Linked DNA regions of Homo sapiens: region 2 is linked to region 1. A link is an interaction called in ENCODE POLR2A ChIA-PET data of the cell type or tissue named here. Cell type or tissue: IMR-90. All regions are shown on one strand.

Region 1 (2,500 bases):
CCTGGGCAAGTGATCCCCTGCCTCGGCCTCCCAAAGTGCTAGAATTACAGGCATGAGCCACTGCACCCAGCCAGTATTTCTTTTAAAAATATTTGTTTATTTATTTTGAGACAAAGTCTCACACTGTCGGCCAGGCTGGAGTTCAGTGGTGTGCGCATGGCTCACTGTAGCCTTTACCTCCCAGGCTCAAACGATCTTCCTGTCTCAGCCTCTTGAATAGCTGGGACTATAGGCACATGCCACCATACCCAGCTAATTTAAAACAAATTTTTTTAAATTTAAAATGTATCTTTTTTAAAGCCCCCAACAAATATCCTTTTCATAGTTAAGTGGGCATGTGGTCTTTGAGAATCTTCTCTTGATACAGCTCTTCTGTCCACCTTATGTAGCCTTGCATTCACGGCTGCATCCACCTCCTCCACAGTGGCATATGTGACAAACCCAAAGCCCCTGGAGCACTTGGTATTTGGATCTCTCATTACCACAGTCTGTGAGTGCTCCCTGTTGCTCAGAATGGCTCATTGGACCCTCACTGGTCATTTCAAAGCTCAACTCTCTGATGAAGAACTTCTACAGCTGTTGGGACTACTTAAGAGACTCTGTCTTAGACATGATAGCAGTGGGAAGAGAGACTTTAATGATGTTTTCAGCGGCATCCATGGGTAGAAAAAGCCATTCTCGTTTCTAATTGCTGAATATACTCTGCTGTGAAATTAGACTTAGGGCAAACTGAGACTCAGTAGGCATGTTATAGAAAAATATATAATCAGGCCAGTTGTGGTGGCTCACAGCTGTAATCTGAGCACCTTGGGAGGCTGAGGCAGGAGGATTGCTTGAGCCCAGGAGTTCAAGACCAGCCTGGACAACATAGGGAGACTCTATCTCTACCAAAAAAAAAAAAAAAAAGCCAGATATTGGCACAGAGACCCTAAAAGAGACTTTTTAAGAGTCTCTTAAAAGAAAAGAAAAATATATAATCATTTGTGTAGGGGCAGCTAGTTTGGTTAAGTGCCATCTTTGCTTGCTTCTCTTCTGGATAGCAGAGGCTATGTATTGTGGGCCCTTCAGATGTGCAAGATGGCTCTATTGGTGATGGTGCCCTTCTTGCAGAGCTGGCAGGGAGTTCTACCAGGCTGGCAGTATGAGAATTCATGACCTGTGTTCTGTTCAAACTTCTGGTGGGGTTTGCTCCATGGGCAAAAGATTTGTTGCAGTGGGATGGTACTGTTAGGTTGTCCTTAACAGTATGAGTTGGGCAGACAAGGGCCTACCTAAGACCATTGTCCCCTTGACTGGACCAGACTTTTTGAGAGCAGTGCTATTTTCTTTTCTGGAGCCTACATGGCAAATCAGGGCATTTATTCAGTCATTAAACAAATTCTTATTTAATACATATTAAAGCCAGGCACTATTCGAAGGCTAGGGATTCCACAGTGTACAAAACAGATAAGATCCCTGCTTTTAGGGAGCTTGCGTTCTAGTGATCTGTATGTCACAGGTGATTAAGTGATAAGAAAACTTTGAAATTAGGCAGAACTGTGATCAGATTATAGTAGTCTAGTGACTTTGCCTTTGGTTTTCTCAGGGTAAAGTGGTAGTTAATGATTCCTACCATTGCAGCGTTGTTGTCAGGATTAAGTGAGAAAAGTGCTGTTTAAAGTTCCCAACACAAAGAATTCTCAAAACTCGACAATAGAAAATAAGCCAGGCCAGGTGTGGTAGTGGCTCACGCCTGTAATCCCAACACTTTGGGAGGCTGAGGCAGGCAGATCACTTGAGGTCAGGAGTTTGAGACCAGCTTGGCCAACATGGCAAAACCCTCTCTGTACTAAAAATACAAAAAAATTAGCTGGTGTGGTGACACGTGCCTGTAATCCCAGTTACTGGGAAGGCTGAGGCAGGAGAATCGCTTGAAGCCGGGAGGCGGAGGTTGCAGTGAGTGGAGATCGCACCACTGCATTCCAGATTGGGCAACAAAGTGAGACTCTGCCTCAAAAAAAAGAAGAAGAAGAAGGAAGAAGGAAGAAGGAAGAAGAAAATAAGCCACTTAATAAAAAATGGGAAAAGATTTGAACAGAGACTTCAAAGTAGATATATGGATGGCTAATAAGCTATGAAAAGATACTCAATATTATTAACCATTAGGGAAATGCAAATTAAAACCATAATGAGGTATCACCACATGCCTGTTAGAATGGCTAAAAATAAAAAATGGACAATATCAAGTCCTGGACGAGGAGGAAGAGCCACTGGAACTCTTGCTGATGGGAATGCAAGATGATACCGCCAGTCTGGAAAAGTTTCACAGTTTCTTACAAAGTTAAATATATGTCCCAGCAATTCTTCCTCTAGGTATTTACCCTATGAATAAATGAAACTTTATATTCACAGTAGAACCTGTATATGAATGTTTATAGTATCTTTATTTGTGATTGCCAAAAACTGGACATAACCCAAATGTCCTTCAATGTATGAACGGATAAACAGACTATGGAAAACT
Region 2 (2,500 bases), 64 kb after region 1:
TTTTTTGAGACAGAGTCTTGCTTTGTAACCCAGGCTGGAGTGCAGTGGTGTGATCTTGGCTTACTGCAACCTCTGTCTCTTGGGTTCAAGAGATTCTCGTGCCCCAGCCTCCTGAGTAGCTGGAATAACAGGTGCATGCCACTACGCCCAGCTAATTTTTGTATTTTTAATAGAGATGGGGTTTTGCCATGTTGGTCAGGCTGGTCTCGAACTCCTGACTTCAGGTGATCCGCCTACCTCGGCTTCCCAAAGTACTGGTGTTACAGATCTGAGCCACTGCACTGGGCCTACTTTCAAGATATATTATAACATGTCACATGTAGTATAAGAAGCTTCCAGTAGCACATATACCCTAAAACTTAAAGTATAATAATAAAAAAAAAAAGAAGCTTCCAGTAGTGTATTTTCATTTCCCTCTCTCAAGCTTAGATTTTAATCCTTGCACTGTGGCTTGGAAATTCAAGGCCATAAGCTGGGGCAATTGTATAACTTCCCTCATTTGTTTCCTATCTCTCAAGAGTCATTGTCCTTTGTAGGCTGATGTCCAGTGTCCTGAAAACCATTATTTCATATATGTTGTCTTTTTTGGGAGGGGTAATTTTAATTCAGGAGGGAGGGTAAATTCCATCTCTGGTACTTCAGCTTACCCTGAAACAGAAGTGTCAGCTGAATCTTCTTTTGCTTGGGCCGTTGTTCTTCATATACCATTATTCTTGGCCCAGCCTAGCTCTACTGCTATGTATCTTTCACTTGGTTCCAGATCTGACGAGGTCTTTGCTTACATTTTTCAGAGTTTTCCCATTTTTCTCTCATACATGAAACAAACAAGTTAGGGCATCAAATTTCTGGGTGTAAGAAATATTCTCAAATGGAAGTTGGAGAAATAAAGATACTGTTAAAAATGTTACAAGTAAATACCTGTATAGCAATAAATAGTAATCATGTTATTTTGAAAGAATAAATACTGGCTTTCCTATTGGTCGGATAACCCTTCAGCTTGTGTAGGAGTAGCGATAAGCTTAGATCACAACTGCTGTCTCATTTGAGACTCAACAGAATAAGATATCCAAAGCTTAGTAATTTTTGATGAAAAAAAATTATAGAAAATGTTGGCTCTGTGTGGTGACTCATGCCTGCAATTCCAGCCCTGTGAGAGGATCACTTGAGCCCCAGAGGTTGAGGCTACAGTGAGCTATGGTCATGCCACTGTACTTCAGCCTGGGTGACAGAATGAAACCCTATCTCTGAAAAAAAGAAAGAAGCTGGGCGTGGTGGCTCATGTCTGTAATCCCATCACTTTGGGAGGCTGAGGCAGGTGGATCACAAGGTCAGGAGTTCAAGATCAGCTTGGCCAACATGGTGCAACCCCGTCTCTACTAAAAATACAAAAATTAGCTGGGCATGGTGGCGGGCACCTGTAATCACGGCTACTCGGGAGGCTGAGGCAGATAATTGCTTGAACCCAGGAGGCAGAGGTTGCAGTGAGCTGAGATCATGCCACTGCACTCCAGCCTGGGCAACAGAGTAAGACTCCATCTCAAAAAAAAAAAAAAAAAAAACGAAAGAAAGAAAATGTCAGTGATTTTTTTTTCATGTTTATCTGTGAGATGTTAGTCAGATGTATTGAAATTAAATGTCCATCTGTAATCTCAAAATGAATTACCTTATCTGGGAGAAAAGAGTAATATGTACACATAAATAAAAATCTGATGATATTTTATTTTATTATATTGTACTTTTTGATGGTGTCTCACTCTGTTGCCCAGGCTGGAGTACAGTGGCGTGATCTTGGCTCACTGCAACCTCTGCCTCCCAGGTTCAAGTGATTCTCCTGCCTCAGCCTCCCAAGTAGCTGGGTTTGCAGGTGCCCACGATGACGCCCAGCTAATTTTTTGTATTTTTAGTAGAGATGGGGTTTCATCATGTTGGCCAGGCTGGTCTTGAACTCCTGACCTCATGTGATCTGCCTGCCTCGGCCTTCCAAAGTGCTGGGATTACAGGTGTAAGCCACCGTGCTCAGCCCTGATGGTATTTTATATCTTGAGAGTTTATTTATATTTTAATGCTGTAGTTCTCTGTTATTCCTTATCTACCTCTGTGGTATTGGCCCTAGAAGGTAGTGTTTTTCTCCTATAATTTATGTAAACATTTCTGTGTTAAAAATTTACTGAGTACCTTCTATATACTAGGCATTGTGCTAGATGAGTTTAGCATACAAGGTCCATGCTTATTTCTCTGATCTACTTGTTTTCCATCATTCCACACCACATCTCCTCTGGAAGTGCACTGCTTTATTGGCAGTTCCTAGGAAATGTTGTTCTTTTTCATCCCATGGTGCTTTCATATATGCTGTTTCCTCTATTCATCTTTCTCATTTGTTGATCTGTTTAAAACTCAATTAATCATTTCTTTAAGTCTTCTTCCCTGAAAACCACAGGCTAAGTTAGGTGTCTTCTTCTGTGTTCCCACAGCCCCTATCTCTTCACAGCCCTTAGCACAC

What was found. ChIA-PET counts read pairs that join two places held together with the same protein. Peaks named below come from ENCODE experiments on the same cell type or tissue, not always from the same donor. Only the 100,000 strongest peaks of a DNase experiment are listed, where the experiment ranks them.
Region 2: POLR2A ChIA-PET joins it to region 1 with 5 read pairs; 6 of 35 experiments call an interaction of 5 or more read pairs at or near these places.

The regions. Positions count from the first base shown.
Region 1 is chr11:3,973,625-3,976,124 of GRCh38, forward strand. All of the region lies in intron 2 of STIM1 (stromal interaction molecule 1), which reads left to right. It also overlaps the pseudogene HNRNPA1P76. Among named protein-coding and RNA genes, the nearest start is that of PPIAP40, 81 kb to the left of the region's middle. In IMR-90, no CTCF peak of the experiment used is centred here; no DNase peak of the experiment used is centred here.
Region 2 is chr11:4,038,047-4,040,546 of GRCh38, forward strand. All of the region lies in intron 3 of STIM1 (stromal interaction molecule 1), which reads left to right. Among named protein-coding and RNA genes, the nearest start is that of RRM1, 56 kb to the right of the region's middle. In IMR-90, no CTCF peak of the experiment used is centred here; a DNase peak (open chromatin) is centred at 1,105; H3K27ac peaks cover 995 bases.